Regions from separate parts of the Mus musculus genome. Here all the other regions are linked to region 2. Evidence: chromatin loops called from intact Hi-C (ENCODE). Cell type or tissue: left cerebral cortex. All regions are shown on one strand. Region 1 overlaps Ccdc171 (coiled-coil domain containing 171). Region 2 overlaps Ttc39b (tetratricopeptide repeat domain 39B). Region 3 has its middle 6.5 kb from the start of Gm11413. Region 4 has its middle 7.3 kb from the start of Snapc3.

Region 1 (5,000 bases), 270 kb after region 2:
TCCTGCCGAATAATCTCAGGTCCAGTAGAAAGGTGAGCACGTGTGTGGCTCCAAACAGCAAAGCTGGCAGGTTCCAGCAGTGGGCGTGGCAGAACGAATGAGCAGGAAGCTCCACCCCTGAGCAAGCAGGTTTCAGGCTGGAGGAGGGGAGACTACAGTAATCCATTGCCTCTGGCGTTTACAATCCTTCCCACCCTCTGTCCTGTGGTCCTGAGCCTTCAGAGTTACTGCTCATCTATGGTCATTGCTGCTCCATTCACAATATACACGAAATGGAAACACCCAGATGTTCTTCCGCTGATGAATAGTGAATAATGAAACTGTGGTCTACCTACACAACGGGATATTATTCAGCTATTAGGAAAAATGAAATTTGAGGACAGTTGGATGGAGCTTGAAGTGGTCATCCTGAGTGAGGTAACCCAGACCCAGAAGACAAGCATCACATTTTCTTTCATATATGGATGCTTTGACTCTTCAGATGTGTATGTTTCATCTGTAAACACTACGAGATCAGGAAACGAGTAAGGGGCCATGGAGAGAGGCTTGCAGGAAACAGGAGGTAGGGTAAAGGGCTGAAGGAGATTAATGATGGGGATGGAGAGGTGGCTCAGGGGTTAAGAGCCCTGGCAGCTCTTACAGAGGACCTGGGTTCAATTCCCAGTGTCGACATGGTGCCTCAAACTGTCAGTTACTCCATTTAAATGAAATTCAGTGTTCTTTTCTGGCTTCTGAGGACACTGAATGCACATGGTGAACAGAAAAAACAACACATATACATAAACAAAATCTCCAAAAAATGTATGGGAGATAAATGGAACAGAAGAGTTGCATTAAAGTTAGGGATGGGAAGGCAGGGTAAAGGAGGAAATGGGAGGTGGATAGTTACTCTAAAGACCCTTTCAAAAAGCTATATGGAGACCTACTACTCTAGAGGTTTCCTAAACTATGTATGCACATATATGAAAAGTTAAAATAGAGTTACAGTGTAACAGGGTGGTCTTGCTAGACACCACATGGTAACAAATACACCCAGTGCCAGAATGGGTTACCTTTTTGGTCATTGATGTTCCCATAATCCCTCGTAGGCCCTCAGACATTACTGGCTATTGCTGTTGCTGTTGGTTATCCTTCAGAACACGACAGTGAGGCCCTATTGCTGAAGACATCGCCTACCTGAGCCATTGACCATGGAGAAATCACGTTAGTGCTTGCCTGGAAGCTCCATCCCCACTACTAGCTCTCATATTTCAGGAAGGTACTATATACATGATAACCGAGGAGAAAAATGTTACCCAGCTATGAACCCTGTGAGCCACGTTTAAGAATTGGCCTGGCCATGAACTTGTGATCCTCCTGTCTCCATCTCCTTCAGCAAATCCTACCAGCATGGGCCTGGTTTACAGAGAGAGTTCCAGGGCAGCCAAGACCCTGTTTCGAAACAGACAAACAGACAAACAAACAAACGGCCTGGCAAAACATGAAGACATTCCTGTTGGTATAATAGGGGCTGCAAACATCATGAGGGCAACCAGTAACTTTTTGATTGTATTTAAATCTCAATACACAAGGTGAAACCCATACTGTATCTCAAGAGAACCTACTACTTTTATGCTGCTAGAATGACATGATATTAAACTGAGTCCAATGACTTGTTGTTATACTATAGATTAATACACTCACTAACCCTCATCATAGAAATGTCTATCTGTAATAGATAGTGATTAGCATAGGGACCCACAGCTGGTCCAGGTGTAGAGAAAAGGACTTTGCGATAGTAAATAGAGTCTGGGTTAATACTAGTTATGACACAGTGTAGCATTTATTGATTGATTGATTAGTTGTAATTTTTTCTTTCCATGACTCCTTATGACTCTGTAAGGTTGCCTGTCTTGCTTTTTAAATTTATTTTTAGTTATGGGGAAGGGCAGGCATCTGCAGTGGCTGGAAGTGTGGGATCCTCAGGAGCTGGAGTTACAGGTGGTTGTGAACCTCTTGATGTGGGAGCTGGGGATTGAACTTGAGTCCTCTGGCAATACATGGACTTCATTGCTGAGTTATCTCTTCAGCCCTTTCACTGTACAGTCTACAATTCAGGAACAAATTACTGGTTTTTTTTTTTTTTTCATCCTGGTTCTTTGAGGAGACAACCTTATACCAGATTAGTGTTATAGATAGCCAACTGATGTGTTTTCTAAGCTAGAAAGAGCATATTTGCTTGATACTTTACTAAATATAGTTCTACAAGTATAATTAAAATTCCTCAGGGTTGGAACTATAGTTTGGATTCTGAGAAATGTTGTTTACATAAGTACATATAAAGAGTTATAGTTTTCTGTATGTGTTTGTAGAAGATGTGGAAAGAAAACAAGATTATTTTCTAACAGCACAATGTGGTTTCCTGTGATGTTAAATGTTAGTTTAAAAACAAGCTGCTTTAAAAGACATTTTAAGTTCAACAGTTCCCTCTAGTGGACAGAAGAAAGGACTCTCCCATCTTCTACTGTGAATTTCATTTCACAGGTCAGTATTATTTTTTCCGCTGTAAGAAATCAGATATGCAGCCAGTACCAGTGATGTAACTGGCATCCACCAAGTACTTCATCTCAGTGCGTGAGAGTCTCAATTCGGATGGAAAGCACAGTACATTTTATGCCATCGAGGACCATTTCGAATCACTTCTCCGATTCACCACTGTCCTGTCCCACAGCAGAGCCCCTGTTCTGAACCTGATGTAGAATATTATTTATATACTTTCATGTAGTTTTACTCTGTTTTTAAAAACATTTTATGTTTTTTTACATATATAAGGCCCAAAGGCCCTGTCTCAAAAACCAGACCAAACGAAATAACATTAACGACAGTCTTCATACAACAACAACAACAACAACAACAACAACAACAACAACACACTCCTAAAGTTTTGATGGGACCACTATAAAACCCTTTACAGTTGAAGCAATCTTAAGAAAGAAAGCAAATCAGGAAGTAGCATTATGCGACCGACTTTCAAGTACACCGTTGAGTTGTACTGGTCAGATAAGTATGGATTTGCATGAAAACAGAGAAGCCAATGAAAGAGTCTAAAAGTAAACCCTGCAGCCACACCCAGCTGATGTGGACAAAGGTGCTAAGAACATGTTGGGGAAAAGGACAGTCTTTTCAATAGATGGGAAATTGGAGGAGGGAGGAATTCTCCTGCAGAGGAATGAGACCAGACCATCAAAGTACCAGTTACAGCTCAAACTGGAATGAAGACTTTAAGAACCTGACCTAAAGCTCTCAAACTAGAACAGGGGAGTGCTTGAGGATGGCAAAGCAAGCAAAGATAGTCTTTAAAAAAGATTATGCCCTAAAAGTACAAGAAAACAAAGATAATCAAGTGGTATTGTATCATAATAAAATGAGGTACAGTTGTAGAAATATCTTTTGACATTTGTTTCGTAATTTCTATGAAACACATTTCTCTAATACTTAGAAAAGTCATTTTAATATGGTGATGACATTAATATTTTTCCTGTAGATAGCTCGCTCATTCATTCGTTTATTTGTTTATTTTGAGTCAGGGTTTCTCTGTGTAACCCTGGATGCCCTGAAACTCACTCTGTAGACAGCACTGTCATCAAACTTACAGAGATCTACCGGCCTCTGCCTCCCAAGTGCTAGAGTTAAATTGGTGCACTGGCACCCACCCCTGGCTGCAGATAATGCTTGGACAGTGAGAGGGGACTCACTGGATTGCCCAGTGATGCTGGGCTATTTGGGACAAAGTGTCTACTTTCAAAAATATATTTAATTTTTTTGAGACGGGTTTCTCTTTGTTGCTGTGGCTATCCTGGAAGTCACTCTATAGACCAGACTGGTTTGGAACTTAGAGATCCATCTGCCTCTGTCTCCTGAATACTGGGATTAAAGGCATGCACTACCACCTGACTTTAATTTTATTTTTATTTTGGGTGGGTGAGTGTTCTGCCTGCATACAAGTCTGTGCACCACATTAATGCTTAGTGCCTGGTGTCCTCAGGGGCCAGAAAAGGACATTGGATCCCTGTAACTGGAGTTACAGAATTGCCGTGTAGGTGCTGAGGACTGAACCCAAGTCCTCTGCAAGAAGAGCCAGAGCCCTTATCCACTGAGTCAGCTTCCCAAATTTCTGTTCTTGAGAGCTACAGAGTCCTACAATAAATATATTTTCAGTGCCAACTTTCTTAGTTTTTAAAGTTGTAAAAAATTTTTTTATAGAGGCAATTAAAAAAAATCTCATATTAGGTGAAGGCAAGAAAGACACCTGTGGTGGTGTGAATGACAGTGTCCCCCATAAACTCAAAGTTTGAACACTGAGTCCCCAGTTGGTGGTGCTCTTTGGGTAGGTTGAGGAGCATGGCCTTGCTGGAGGAAGCATGTCCCCGGAGGTGTGCTTTGACAGTTCCAAAGCCTCGTGCTCTTCCCAGCATGCTCTCTTGCTTTGTGCTCCCTGCTTGCCTAACTATTGCCCTGCGTTCCTGCGGGTGGTGTGGGGATGAACTCTTAACCTTTGGAACTGTAAGCCCAAATAAGCCCTTCCTTCTCTCGTATGCCTTGGTCATGGTGTTTAGCACAGCAGTAGAAAAGTAGTTAATGCACAGACCATTCTGACTCCACTCAGACAGAGCAAACATAACTGCGTTAAGTATTTAGACATTCAAATAATTTGAGGTGCTACTCTGATTTCACCCAAAGGTTTGCTCTACACATGAAAGAGTCGTTAATCATCTTTGTCTCTAAAAAAAGTAAAGTTATGTATCATATTAAATATGGATTTGGAGTCAGTACCTTTTAGCTGATGAATATAGATAAATATTATACTCTTTTAATGTGCATTTTAAAATTTACTATTATTGTGTGTGGAGGTGTGCATGCTTAGACTAGAGCATATTTTTGTGGGGTGAGTTCTCTCATTCCACCTTTGTGTGGGTTCTGGTGAGCAGATTGAGGTGTGGGCTTATGTGGTCAGTGCCTTT
Region 2 (5,000 bases):
TAGAGCAGACTAACAGGAAGAAAACGAAGAAAAAGGCGCAGCACAGTTGATCTCTAACCAAGGTCTTTAAATCCAACTTTCATTTGTGTGTGTGTGTGGGGGGGTGATCTTTCGGTTAATAAAATGGGCTTCAGACAATTTTAAATTCACATGTGTTGGCAGACATTTCTAATCCTAGCACTCAAGAGACTGAGGTAGGAAGACTGAAGATTCAAGGCCTAAATGGGCTGCAAAGACCTACCTCAAAACACCAAAACGCTCTTTAAAACAGAGTTCTAATCGTGTAACAGTAACATCACTAACTGAAGACAGAGGCTGCCTTGGCTATTTTTAACTGAATATAATTTCACACATTCTTCAAAGGTGACCTTACTGCTTTGTTCTCTAGTTACCCTCCGGAAAGTGCTCTCTTGTTACCTATGGAAGTTCTGTGGAATTGGCTTGGTTTGAATTTTAGACAAGGTTTCACCCTGGCTGACCTAAAATTTTACTGTGCAGACCAGGCTAGCTTCAAACTCAGAAATTAAAAGCCACTATGTCTGGCTTCTTTGTTTGTTTCCTTCAGACAACCTTTCACTGCATTGTCTAGGCAGATCTGGAACCCTGGAGCTCAAAGGACCTGCCCACCAGGCCCATCCCTTCACTCTCCTAAGTGCTGTGACTACAAGCATTGGGCGAAAGCCTTTTGAGGCTTAAAGCTTCATTTTTACAAATAACATACAGTTTTTTAAACCCACAGATATGAAAGCCTGGGATTGTAGGTTAAGTCATCCCTGTGGGAATGATTCAATTGAGCACTTCCGTGAATTGGAGGAACCATGGACAGACGTGGTGGCGTATGCATTTAATCCCAGCACTCAGGAGGCAGAGGCAGTTGGATCTCTAAGTCCCAAGCCAACCTGGTCTACATAGCGAGAACAGACAGCCAGGGCTCTGCAGAGAGACCCTGTCTCAATCAAATGAGTTCATTTTTCCTAAGCTTCATTCTGATGAGCTGCATTCTATTCAGATGATTCAGTCACTGAAGCAGCCTAGACATGACTCACTCACAATATCGTGAAGATCTTCATTTTTTAAAACGAAGTCAAAGGACAAAAAATGCCTTTCCCTCTCACACGTGAGAAACCGTGCTGCCTGTCCACGGCACGGAGCTGGCACTTGATGAGCGTACAGAGCGGCCCTTTGGACGGTGGCTTGGAGGTCCTAATGACCCTGGAGGAAGGTGTGTGTCAAGTGCGGTGCCACCACACCGAGGTCCATCACTTCAGGATAGAAAGGTCCACACAGTCTTAGCCCCTCCTTTTCCCTTTTCCTTCGCTGTAGCAAACCCTTTCCACCCATCCCAGTGTTAGCATTTGTAACCTGGGAACATTGGTGGACAGTTACAATACCTACAGAGAGCCGAGGGCACTGGGTGCCTACTGGGGTAATCACAACGTGATGGCATGAGCCCCACCCACCCAACCTCCCAGCCTCCTACAGGGCTCTGTGGAAAATTTATGGGTCACATGCTCTAACACCCATGGGGGCAGGTTTGTCTCTGAGCACTATAAGTAATTATGCATTAATGACTTACTTCTTTTGTCAGTAGAGCATGGAGAAAATACAAGTTAGCTTGGGAGATAGGCCTGTCTCGGTGTGAACCCTGACCTGAAGCAAGTCTAGCCCTTTAATCCTCCATTTCCTGTTGCTATGCCGGGAATCTCATCCCATTCCCAGAAGTCCTGTGAGGATTTTGGCGACGCAGTGCATAGAGAACAGGCCTGACTCAGAACAGGCTCCACCAATACAGGGACATGGGATATTCATCCTCAGAAATGAGATGAGTCAGCTGACTCCTGAAGACAGAGCTAGAACCCCTCATCCTACCCAAGACTCTGAGCCTCTCCTGGAACAGAGAAGAAAAAAAAAAATCCACAGTTGACTTCAGCATGGAAAGCCTAACTCCTGAGCACAGAGTCACAGGACCTCAGGCCGCCAGTGAGCAGTGTGACCTTGACTGACACATGCAATCTTTTTAGGATCCAGCCTCCTCAAGAGTAAAGCAGAGAGGCTGGCACACGGTCAAAGTCATAAACTCTTTGAATTACATCAAATTTAAAAAATTAAAAATTAAAAAAATAAAAAGAGCCTCCTTGAACATGCAATCAAATCTCCAGGCTTCTGGGAGTGTGTGGGCTTCAGTGGCACCAACCTGAGCCTGCATAGCGGCTGTTGTGTCTACCAAGAAAGGGAGCTGTTCACAGAAAGATTCTTCGGAATTTCCTGCAAGCACGGGGAAGGGAAGAGATTATAAACCAACCACCAGGTGTCGCTCTCAAGAAAAGCTTAACCTCAAGCCGTTAGCTCCCATTACCCACAGATCAGTGTTTTTAAAAGTGAAAGCTAACCGTATGAGGAGAAGCTGTAGCATAAGGGAGAAGTTCTAAGACCTTTAAAATAAAAAATAAACTAATCACCCACAATCAAAATTACTACAAAACAAATACTCTAGGTTGCCAAACAGCACATAGCGTGACTCCACAGAGCAGTGAGTATGTATGGACATGAAATGTGCTCTACATTTGGGAGGGGAGGTGATCAAGAGCCACTATGGCTGCATATAAATTGTCAGAGGGTGTAGAAAAGATATTCTAAAAGATGTGCACTGCAGTGCATAGAAGATAATAAAGTGCATTTGAAAAGGCAACTCTTTTACAGCTGTATATACTGGATTTATTTAGCATAGATGAGCAAATTATTTCATTTTCATTGATATTACTTGGCTAAATCTTTGTTTTGTTTTGTTTTTCTTTTTTTTTTTTTTTTAAGATTTATTTATTTATTATATGTAAGTACATTGTAGCTGTCTTCAGACACTCCAGAAGAGGGAATCAGATCTCGTTACAGATGGTTGTGAGCCACCATGTGGTTGCTGGGATTTGAACTCTGGACCTACGGAAGAGCAGTCGGGTGCTCTTACCCACTGAGCCATCTCACCAGCCCTTGTTTTGTTTTTCGAGACAAGGTTTCTTTGTGTATAGCTTTGGCTGTCCTGGAACTCCCTCATGTAGACCAAACAGGCCTCAAACTCAGTGACCTGATAAAAGGCATGTGCCACCACCACCCGGCTTGGCTAATGTCTTTATGACTGTAAAGTAAACCTTGCAAATTACTTATTATATCCACACCCCTGTCTTCCAGTGCCATACCTACCCAGAAGTTCACAGAAGGCGAGGGCCTACTCTTTGTTTGGGAGTGGGGGTCTCGGGAATAATTTTACACAGAGAACAAGCAGAACCAAAAGACTTAGTGTTTTAAACTATCTGATTTTGAAACTATCACTGATAGGAGTATTTTTAAATTAAAAGGAACAGAGTTCACACCGCAATATTGTGTCAACTCAGGCAGGAGAAATGGCTCAGCAGTTAAGAGCACTGACTGCTCTTCCAGAGGTCTTGAGTTCAATTCCCAGCAACCACATGGTGGCTCACAACCATCTGTGATGGGGTCTGATTCCCTCTTCTGGTATATCTGAATAGAGCAATGGTGGTATATTCATATGCATAAAATAAATAAATAAATCTTTAAAAAAATAATAATAATATTTCAATTCCATACTATTAAAATATGGCTCAGTGGGTAAAGGTTATTTGCTGCCAATTCTGAGTTCAATTCCCAGGCCCCATATGGTAAAGAGATTCCAGTAAGTTGTCCTCTGACCTCCACAATCATGCCATAGCATGAAGGTGCCCACATGAGCATGCATATGTGCACACACACAAGGGTGTGCGTGTGTAAAATAAAAATATTCATACATAAGGATCCCTCTGTTAGCATACATAGTCTTAGGGGGGAAAGCAGATCAAGCGAGTTAGCTCGGGAGTGTGGGGTGGGAGAGCTAGCCCTGTCCCTCTCTGGCTGCCCATGGCTCTCCTCAGTCCATGGCTTCTGGTACTGATGCAGGCAGAGAAAGACTCATCCTCTCTGGGGATCTGATCATGCTCCAGGGAGTAAGTATATGAACAACACAAAAGGAACTTTTTTCCCTTTTTTTTTTTTTTTGACTGGGGTGGAGCTTAATGGGAGAGTGCAGACAGGGGAGGACTGGGAGAACTGTGAGAATCCCAAATAGTCAATAGAAATTAAAATATAAAAGAAAACAGATCAAGTGATCTTCCACAGATAAACTATGGCACTATGATGTCACTCAGTTCTCTTCAGTTGTTACATAAAAAATAAGAGTAGAACTATTTCTAAGACATATTAAGTGTAAGTCCCAGTTCTGGACGAGACAGCACGGCATTCTATATCCCTAAGGCGGACCCGTGAGTATGGTAATGAATGATAATAGGAGGCACAGTGGGTTCCTTCTGACATAGGCAGGAATGAATGGTAAAGAGAAAGATCATGTTAACTTCTGAATGGTTTAAAGCTTACAACAAGCATGCCTATATCTCTGACACAGAGCATGAACAATCTGGATACTATAAAAAGGAACGCTGTTTCTTTAAGAAGCAGCTCCAGCACACACGGGCACAGTAAAGCCAAAGAACACTGACACTCACTCTGTTCCTTTTCATTCTGGCAACTTAAAACAAAAACAAACCAACAAACATAAAAAAAAAAAAAAAAAAAACATTATTTGGAAAGAACTGCAAACTGACATACTAGTCGCCAGGTTACTAGCACAGCATGCCTGTGTGCCACTTAGACAAATTCTCCTGTCTTTGCCACTTTGCCACTCCGGTTTCATGACCTGCTCTTCCTTCTCTCCCAACACCTCCTTCCCTTGCTTGCTGTCTAGCTATCCACACAGTTTATTTTTCTAAGGCATCGGACTGTAAGGTGTGACGCGCTTCTGGGTCAGTGTGGTCTACATACCGCAGCCTGTGTTTACCTCTTAGGCAGCCTGGTTCTCTAAGTTAGACTACACTTCATGCCATGTGTCAGCTGCCCCGTCTCCGCAGCACTTTTTAATTCTGCAGTACAGACTCTGGGCTAGCGCCTGCTACTGCACT
Region 3 (5,000 bases), 93 kb after region 2:
GCTCAGTGTTTGACTGAAACTAAGAGACAGGAATTGATAAAAGGAAGTGTGTTTATTTAGACTTTTGGCCAGAAATGGGGAGGGAAAGATTCTCTGCTCCCGCTGCCTTGCCTACAGTTCTGTTACAGTTTATAGAAAAGGTGAAACAAACCAAGAATAACTGCATACGGGGCTGGTGAGATGGCTCAGTGGGTAAGAGCACCCGACTGCTCTTCTGAAGGTTCGGAGTTCAAATCCCAGCAACCACATGGTAGCTCACAACTATCCGTAACGAGATCTGACTCGAGTGTCTGAAGACAGCTACAATGTACTTACATATAATAAATAAATAAATCTTTAAAAAAAAAGAATAACTGCATATTACTTAACCTTTCTCTGGGAGACAGACCCTCGTCTGGGACCAGGACTTTGAGATCTTCTTTTAGGGCACGTGTACCACAGACGGGGGCACAGTGAGGTGGAGAATGCTCAGACTCTGGGAATCTCAGAGATATGAGAAGGCATAAGTAGAGCTCCCTGTGTCCATGACTGCTTTGGAGCACATAGCCACGCCCCTCAACTAGGGGAGCACACGCAGTCAGTTACGTAGCACACTACTTAGATGGCCTCTCCATGCTATTAAGGCGTATGAAACTCACTCCCAATAAAGAAATACAAACAAGCTAAGACTGTCTCAGAGAGTTGCTTCATTAAAGACGGCCACAGGGAAGGCCTTCACTTAAAGGAGCTGTAACATTAAGATTCTTTTTTTTTAAGATTTATTTATGTATTTTATGTATATGAGTAGACTGTAGCTATACATACAGATGGTTGTGAACCTTCATGTGGTTGTTGGGAATTGAATTTGGGACCTCTGCTCGCTCTGGTCAACCCTGCTCACTCTGTCCCAAAGATTTATTTATTATTATAGATAAGTACACTGTAGCTGTCTTCAGACGCATCAGAAGAGGGCATCAGATCTCATTACAGATGGTTGTGAGCCACCATGTGGTTGCTGGGATTTGAACTCAGGACCTTTGGAAGAGCAGTTAGTGCTCTTGCCTGCTGAGCCATCTCATCAGTCCAACATTAAGATTCTTTAAGAAACCTCCCCATCCCGCTTCCCCTCCACCTCCTCCCCATCCTGTCTCACACTCACCTGGCACTCGCTCCAAACTGGGCCAGGATCTGCTTTTCTCCTTCAGGCCTGGAATACAGCCGAGTTTGAAGCCTCAAAGGAAATTTGGACTGTGGACCTGTTCCAGATTTTGCCTTGCCCTCCCCGAGGTGGTGTACCGGTGGTGTCCAGACACGGTAAAAGGAGAGGCAGAACGCAGTGCCACAATTCTATCCCCCAGAATCCTGGCCCTAGAATGCTTCCCTGGAGAGATTGTAATACCTTTTTAGATCCTTGCGACCCAGTGATAGTGTCATATAATCACAACTGTTATTCACTAATGGGCACATTGGTGACCCCCGAGTCACCATCTTGATAAAAAATTGTACGTGTCTCAGATGGTCCTATCATAGACCATAACATCCACCATGTGGATTACAGAAACAGACTGAATGGAACACAGAAAGAACGGTGTTGTCTGTAGATCTGTAACCAAAGCCATTAACCACCCCATGCAGGAGAGCATAAAGGAGGAAGCTACTAACCAGTGATGGCCAAGAGTTTTCCCACCACTGAAACCGTGAGCATTATACTGAATAACACAGACCTGGTGTCTATGGTAAAGCAATAAAGAGTATCAAGGAGCAGCCTAGCTGTATAATCCTGGAAGGATGCTGGCATTGACAAAGATATGGCATGGATACAGAGAAGCATCAGGAAAGAAATTCCGAAACTCACTCCTCTTGCTCAATGAGAAACTGCCAGAGCCCACACTGGCCAATCCAACTGGGAGCCAGCCAGCCAGGGAGCTTGCGTAAGAGGACCCAGAGCAGTAGCCTCCAAGGAGTGAAATGGATGTGAGGACAAAGAGAATAGCCATTGTGGCCCCTCACTGGAGATCTCATTTTGCCTTCCCAGTGAAGGCAAGAGCCTCTTTCTCAACCCTCTCTCTGGGTTAGCGCTGTAATGGCAACAGCTTCCCTCTATAGACGTCCACAGGTCACTGTTCATTTATTCACTGTTGTTCACATGTGATGTTTACTACTTAATATTCAACATATGATATTCCAGATGCTGTTGCAGATAACATGCACTATTCCCTGGTACTCATTCAGTACCAGGCTTGTGCTAGGTGCCTAGATGCCTGCTCCTCAAATCTCACAGTAGCTCACAAAGGCGGTTATTATCTTCTGTAATTAAAGAGAATGATTAGAGGAGAGAGATCCAACCCGAAATAACTCAGTGCCTTATTCAGGCCACAAACCACATCCTGTCCTAAATAGCCCCTCAGAAAGGAGAAAACAGTATTTCTTTGATAACCATCTGTTTTATCCTGTGCACACCTCCTCCTTGCCTGGCACCAGCATGAGCTGAGATTGGACACCACGAACTGGTCTTGGCTGGGAGATACAAGATCTCCCCCTGGGATCTGCCTTACGTCGTCCAGTGAGCAGAGGAAACCAGATTCTGTGTGTCCTCCTTAATTGCTAGCTCATGGGTTTAATTCACTGGTTGTTTTATTTAGAGTCTGTGAAGGAAGAACCAACCATCCTGTTTTCCCTGAGTTAAGGCTTCTCTCCGGCATCAAGACAACCAGTAAGATCCATCTCACGGATGTGACTATCACGTGGCAGAGCTATTTAGTCCAGGAGAATTCTAAATGATAATGCTCCAATCTTGTCAGGAAAATGGCTTCGCTCCCAAATCTTCTTTTCTTGGTCACATTTGTGTGTTCAGCCCCTTGGGAACATTCCCAGGACAACCTAGGCCTGAATGCAGCTTATTCTCGCTTACATGCAAGCTCTCCTGGGGCTCTTCCAAGTGGGGAGTGCTGTGCCTAACAACCCATGTTAAATGTCTCTTTATGGGTTTTGTGTTGTTCTATCTCTTCAGTTTTGTTCAGGTTTGGTTTGGTTTCTGAGGCAGAGTCTTATGTATTCCTAACTAGCCTCCAACTGCTGGTCCCTGCCTCCACCTCCCCAGTGCTTGGATTACAGGTTAGCATTACCATGCGCAGCCTCTTCTGCTGTCTAATACATCTCTTTCTTTCCAGTGCATCCTATAGAATTTTACTCTGCATACTAATAAGCAAAGATAAGGCCTGTTTTTCTCCCGTTTTTCCTTTCTTTTTCCCTCCTTTCCCAAAAGTTAAAAGGTACTTTATTTTACAGAAATGACATTGTTCCTTCTAGGAAAGTTACAACTGTCTCTTCCCTAAAAGCAGTTTTACTAAGATATAATTTATATACTATGACATGTCATTTTAAATATATAATTTTGTAATTACAAACAAAATCAAGATATGGAACATTAGTTGGTTTTGGTGGTGCATGCTTTTAACCCCAGCTCTCAGGAAGTAGAGGCAGAGGCAGAGGCAGAGGCAAAGGCAGGCAGATCTCTGTGAGTTCTAGACCAGCATGATCTACATAGTGAACTCTAGGACAGCCAGAACTACATAAAGAGACCCTGTTTTGAAAAAACAAAAACAAACAAACATGGACTATCTCATCACCTCAAAAGCCTTCCCTCACACTGCCCTATGCTCATTCCTTCCCACAAGCCCCAGACCAAACCTGTCTCCTGTTGTCATGGACCAGAATTCAGATCCACCATTCTGGGTGACACGGTGGCCCACCATAATTCTAACACTCAGGAGGCAGAGACTGAAATCCCTGGAGCAAGCTGGCCAGCTAGACTGAGCTATCAGCAAGCTCCAGGTTCAACTGAGAGACTCAGTAAATAAAGTGGAGACTACCAATATCAGCCTCAAGCTCCCACATGTGAACACACGTGCCCCACACATGTAAACACACGTACACACAAACAGAACAAAAAGACAATCCAGTCTGAATATATACATATCTGTTGAGAGAATATCTTGTGTGCTGTATGGCTGCCTCACCTGTCAATTTAAGAACCTATGGCCTATAGGAAAGGGTAGAATAGAGGGTGGGACATCCTGAGGCAAAAAGAATGCTGAGATAGAGCCAGGAGGGTTGCAGGAGTGCTGCACCCACTCAAGAGCTCTCTGGATTTGAGAATGAAAGACACACACACACACACACACACACACACACACACACTCATGTGTGCAATGGCTGGGCACTTCTAAACCTCCCTGTGGCTAGCAAACACTCCCCTCCAGTATTCCTGAGTTAACATCTTTAATCTATATTTCATCTCTGCTACCCCAGATCCAAAGGGGAAGTGGCCCCCAGGGATTCTTAGTTGCTGGCAGACCTTTAAGTTTCATCTTTCTACTTCTGAGCTCTCCCTCCCCCTCCCCCTCCCTCCCCCTCCCTCTCCCTCTCTCTTTCTCCCCCTTGTCTGTGGAATCTAAAAGTCCATTCCTGTCTCTCTGCCTAGCCATTAGCTGTATGGCAATTCTTTATTATCAATTGAATCCTGCTGGGGGCAGAGACCCTCAGGCTTGGCAGCTCGACTTTTGGGAGCAGAAATAAGACAAAGCATTAGAACCAATTCCCAACATGGGAGAGCCCAAAAACCTACAACACCAGAATTCCAGCTTTGGCTTATTTCGTACTTCAACTCACTGGGACCAATGGCTAACTGTGAGAGCACGCTCTGAGTTTGATTCTATCCTCCCTATAAATCATACCTCACTGTAGGGAAACAGAGACAAAGAATACTCTCCCCAAGTTTTAACCAAAACCACAAATAAACCCATTTTTTTAAACGTTTTATTTGGTTTAATTTTTTTTTTTTGAGACAGGGTTTCTCTGTGTAGCCCTGGCTGCCCTGGCACTCACTTTGTAGACCAGGCTGGCCTCGAACTCAGAAATCCACCTGCCTCTGCCTCCTGAGTGCTGGGATTGGCGTGTGCCACCACCGCCCAGCAAAATATTTTTTCTTGATGTGGGCTAGTGATCAGAAGGCCAAAACT
Region 4 (5,000 bases), 110 kb after region 2:
CCACATCCTGTTCCAGGAATTGGCTGACCACAAAAGTTAGATTAAAATCTTGAAAACAATCTTGAGAAGCAGGGAGCTTCCCCTTGTGATTTTTAGTTCCCCCTTGTGATTTTTCCACTGGTATTTTCGGTATTTTCCAATAACGCCCTCCCTATCGCCCCCCCCCCGTGGGCTGTGGGTTTTTTTTTCTTTAAATACCCCCTCTTCCAGCTACTCGGGGTCGAACTCCTCTACCCCTGCGTGGGATATGAGTCGGCCCCAGCGCGCTGGTTCTTGTCAATAAACCTTGTGCGACTGCAGCAAGGAGTCTCTCAAGAGTTCTTGGGGGGTCGCATCACCCCAAGACTTGAGTGAGGGTCTCCCCTTTGGAGGGTCTTTCACACTACTGAATGTTCTGGGGATTGAGTTCAGGAATAAAGCTGACTACATGGCACCATGGTTGCAGCCATTCCTTCAGCGGAGGCTGATCCTCTCAGTGTAGCTCTGGCTCCTGGAACTCACTCTGTACACCAGGGTGGCCTCAGATCTGAAGATCTGCCTGCCTCTGCCTCCTGAGTGCTGGGTTATGGATGTGTACCACCACCACAGCTGACTGACATGTGGCTGTCTTGTTTGAGGCCATTATAATTGACTCAAGTCTGTTGAGAAAGCTCACAGGCAGAGAGTTAGAGGGCTCATGGGTGCATACTTTCATTTACCTGTTTGTCTTTTCTTTGATATAATGACCAAGCCAGCTCAGTCAGTCAACGTAGTCTTAAGGGAGGGAGCAAAGACAATTAAACATTATAAAATGACTCCAGGGGCTGGAGAGATGGCTCAGCGGATAAGAGCACTGACTGCTCTTCAGAAGGTCCTGAGTTCAATTCCCAGCAACCACATGGTGGCTCACAACCATCCATAACGAGATCTGGCACCCTCTTCTGGAGTGTCTGAAGACAGCTACAGTGCTCTTATAATAAATAAATAAATAAATAAATAAATAAATAAATAAATAAATCTTTAAAAAATAAAATAAAATAAAAGACTCCAGCTAGTGCTGAGGCTAAAGAGGGTTTATTTTTTTGTTTTTATACCATTCTAGGTACATGCAAAGAAAATAAGTTCTAAGGCATAAACAGAGTAGTTAAGGAACGAACAAAGCATAAACAAAGGTCCTATGACTACTGTATTCAGAATCTCAGCAAGAACCATCACGATACAAAGAGCACACTCCTCAGCTGTATTCATCTTGAACCTACTTCCTAGTCCTAGCCCAAAGTCAGATTTCTGCCAAATTTCTAGAAGCGGGCCCCAAGAGCTCTCCACAATATAAGAGTTAGAAAAATCAATAGCCAGGGCTGGCGAGATGGCTCAGTGGGTAAGAGCACAGACTGCTCTTCCGAGGATCCTGAGTTCAAATCTCACCAACCACATGGTGGCTTACAACCACCCATAAAGAGATCTAACACCCTCTTCTGGTGCATCTGGTGAGTGGGATTGACCAGAGCGAGCAGAGGTCCTAAAAATTCAATTCCCAACAACCACATGAAGGCTTACAACCATCTGTACAGCTACAGTATACTCACATATATAAAGTAAATAAATAAATCTTTTTTTAAAATATATATATATATATATATATATATATATAAAACATTCCAAAACCTTCTTGCTTTGTGCCAGTACTCAGAATTTCTGACTCGAAATTCCACACCATGATCACAACACAGTGGTTGGTTCCAATGGCCACAATTATGAAATCATGAGGTTTGGGGTTTTCGTTTTGTTTTATGTTTTTTGTCCCTCCCTCCAAGTTAAGGATAACGGTTAGATCAAAGAACTACAGGGACTATACCTATCCTGGAAGTGGGGCTCTTTCCACCTCTTTCTGCTACCGTCTGGTCCTACTGCCAGGCTTCACATCTTCATTTGCCAAATGTGCTATAGGGCCAGAAGATGCTGTCACTGAGCCTCTTCCCAGGAAGGGACAGCTGCTGATAAAACCCAGCTGATCCATGTGCAGTTTCCAGTGGTGCTCACCATCAATCCTCTTGGTAACTATTCCTGAAGCCAATGTTACTGCTCACAACCTATGAAAGAATTCTACTTGAAGAGTGCTATATCTGGAGTGAGAGCTCCCTCTGTTGATCTGGACCAAGTCTTTTTTTTTTTTTTAATTTATTTTTATATGTAAGTACACTTCAGACACTCCAGGAGAGGGCATCAGATGTCATTACAGATGGTTGTGAGCCACCATGTGGTTGCTGGGATTTGAACTCAGGACCCTCGGAAGAACAGGCAGTGCTCTTAACTGCTGAGCCATCTCTCTAGGCCCCTGGACCAAGGCTTACAGGCCCTGGGATTAAAGGTGTGAACCACCATGCCTGGCTCATAACCTGTTTTTAAGAAACAAGACTTCCTAAGCTGGGCGTAGTGGCGCACGCCTTTAATCCCAGCACTTTGGAGGCAGAGGATTTCTGGGTTCCAGGTCAGCCTAGTCTACAAAGTGAGTTCCAGGACAGCCAAGGCTATACAGAGAAACCCTGTCTCAAAAAACCAAGAAAGAAAGAAAGAAAGAAAGAAAGAAAGAAAGAAAGAAAGAAAGAAAGAAAGAAAGAAAGAGGAAAGGAAAGGAAAGGAAAGGAAAGGAAAGGAAAGGAAAGGAAAGGAAAGGAAAGGAAAGGATTTCCAAGACATCCTATTTATATAGGGACATCTTGTCTCAACCAAACAAGAAAATCAACAACAAAACAGAATGGAAATATCCCCTTGAAAGATCCTTTCTTTTTTGTTTGGTGTGTTTTTTTTTTTTTTAAATAGTTTCTCTATGTGGCCCAGGATCTCCAAGAACTCTCTCTATAGACCAGACAAGCCTGAAATTCAGAGATCCGCCTGCCTCTGCCTCCAGAGTGCTGAAATTAAAAATGTGTGTTGCCACCACCCAGTGAAAGATCCTTTCTTATACCAACAAGAAAATATCATTCTTCACCCTTCCCCACCCCCACAAAAAACGCAGGAACTTTATTATAATCACTATTATTCTCAATGCCAACGACTAAAGGAAACAGGTCACTTTTAGTGACCTAAAGCTCACAGACCCACACCAGAACTAGCTTAAAATTCATGGAACACACAGCAGCCCCTCAGGTTGCTGAACTTTACAAAACAATTGCAGGTGCTTCTGAATTTATGCCGCATAAGGTGCAATGGTCTGCACAGAGTACGTGTCACCTGATCAAGGGCCTTCAGTTAGTTTCATAAAACAGAGTGAAGCTATTGGCTCCTCAGCAGTGCTGTGGTCAAGCCTAATTCAAAGCCACCCTTGATTCACACCAACATTTCATAATAAAGAAATGTAAGAGTCACCGGGTATGGTGGCACACACCTCTAACCCCAGCATTTGAGGCTGGGGCTGGTGGATCTCTGTGAATCAGAGGTCAGTGATCTACATAGTGAGTTCTAGGCCTGCCAAAATTATGTAATAGAGATCCCACCTAAAAGAAAAACAAGGAGGAGGAGGAAGAGAAGGAGGAGAAGGAAGAGGCAGAGGAGGAGGAGGAGAAGGAGGAGGAGGAGGAGGAGGAAAAGAGGGTGGGGTGGGGGGCTGACAACACAGGCTATGGGCTCTTGGATACCAAATTACTTACAAAATGTAAGGAACCAGCCGGGCGTGGTGGCACACACCTTTAATCCCAGCACTCGGGAGACAGAGGCAGGCCGATTTCTGAGTTCGAGGCCAGCCTGGTCTACAAAGTGAGTTCCAGAACAGCCAGGGCTATACAGAGAAACCCTGTCTCAAAAAACCAAAAAAAAAAAAAAAAAACAACCCCCCCCCCCCAAAAAAAATGTAAGGAACCTGTCCTTCTTAGAAAGCTGGCACAGAGGCCTGATAAATAGTATCAGAAAGGCTGGGAGTGTAGGTGCTATTCATAGAGCCACTGTGACCTGCAGCTGACTCCACTACAGGTCACTAAGACAGGCAAGCCCTCCATGAGCGGCTCTGTAGAAGGTTCAACATCTGGCTAACATTTGACTCTTCAAAATAGCAAAAATTCTGCAGCTACTGTGATGGCTAACTCTATCTTTTAAGTTTAATTACTGTGCTTAAGAGATCTATAAAATAAAAATGCAGCCAGGTGGTGGTGGTACATGCTTTTAATCCAGAACCCAGGAGGCAGAGGCAGTGGATCTCTGTAAATTCAAGGCCAGCAAGGACTACACAGAGAAACCCTGTCTCCAAAACCCAAATAATGACAATAAATAGATAAATCAAGCCTGTATCCTGTAAGGCCCACTTGCCCAAGGACAGGTGGCTTCCTGGAATGCTGGGGGCTGCTCATGTAAGATAACAAGGCAAGTGTTTTCACTTCTGTAAACAAGCTAGGTTGCCCCAAGTGCACGGGATGTATGCTTGGTCACATGTGCGCCAGAGGTATATAGGCAGGATGTGCCTCAGGATGCATTTATAGTCCCTGACTACTGTAATTCGGTGCTGTACTCTGGGAAACCCTGGAGTATAGACCAGGCCAGTATTCACAGTCCTGGTCAGTACTTAATAAAGCTTAATTCATATTTGACTCAAAAGTTGTACTGGTTTTACTTCTGCCCGGTGGAATGGATAACGTGTGTGGGGGCTGTTGAGACTCGGACTCTGGACAAACAGCTGAGGTGCAAGTTTTGCATACCAAATTGGACCTGGCCTCCAGGTTCTCCCAGCATCCCTCAGTCCCTGCCAATGCCCTCTACCCTGAACCCTCCTGCCCAGGCTCTGGGCTTCCTGTCCCCAGAGGTTCTTCAATATATAATCCTGAAGCTTTGGCTCTCTCTCTCCTCTCTCCCTCTCTCTACATTTCCTCCCCCCTATTTTTCTCTCTGCTCCCTCCCACTCATCTGTCTTCCCATCTACATGGTGACATCACTCCTGTGACATCCAAGAGCTCCCTCCCCTTCTCCTCCAATAAACTTGCCTTAAACTTTAGTTTGGCTTGAATTGACTCATTACACTGGTGGAGCTAACTTCA

The links. A loop is a pair of places that touch in the nucleus more often than their neighbours do. Peaks named below come from ENCODE experiments on the same cell type or tissue, not always from the same donor. Only the 100,000 strongest peaks of a DNase experiment are listed, where the experiment ranks them.
Region 1: it touches region 2 in a loop (4-fold over the local background); 9 of 42 quality-filtered maps call a loop at or near these places.
Region 3: a loop joins it to region 2, with 2.9 times the contacts of the local background. A loop is called at or near these places in 6 of 42 quality-filtered maps.
Region 4: it touches region 2 in a loop (4-fold over the local background); 17 of 42 quality-filtered maps call a loop at or near these places.

Annotation. Positions count from the first base shown.
Region 1 is chr4:83,568,223-83,573,222 of GRCm38, forward strand. All of the region lies in intron 6 of Ccdc171 (coiled-coil domain containing 171), which reads left to right. Among named protein-coding and RNA genes, the nearest start is that of Gm25899, 43 kb to the left of the region's middle. In left cerebral cortex, a CTCF peak has its summit at 2,472 (motif pointing left); DNase peaks (open chromatin) are centred at 49 and 2,504.
Region 2 is chr4:83,301,313-83,306,312 of GRCm38, forward strand. All of the region lies in intron 1 of Ttc39b (tetratricopeptide repeat domain 39B), which reads right to left. Among named protein-coding and RNA genes, the nearest start is that of Gm23412, 18 kb to the left of the region's middle. In left cerebral cortex, a CTCF peak has its summit at 2,313 (motif pointing right); DNase peaks (open chromatin) are centred at 956 and 2,294; H3K4me3 peaks cover 374 bases; H3K27ac peaks cover 675 bases.
Region 3 is chr4:83,394,686-83,399,685 of GRCm38, forward strand. No RefSeq gene overlaps it. Among named protein-coding and RNA genes, the nearest start is that of Gm11413, 6.5 kb to the left of the region's middle. In left cerebral cortex, no CTCF peak of the experiment used is centred here; DNase peaks (open chromatin) are centred at 2,517, 2,722, 2,850 and 3,977; H3K27ac peaks cover 358 bases.
Region 4 is chr4:83,407,948-83,412,947 of GRCm38, forward strand. No RefSeq gene overlaps it. Among named protein-coding and RNA genes, the nearest start is that of Snapc3, 7.3 kb to the right of the region's middle. In left cerebral cortex, CTCF peaks have their summits at 2,107 and 2,313; a DNase peak (open chromatin) is centred at 2,147.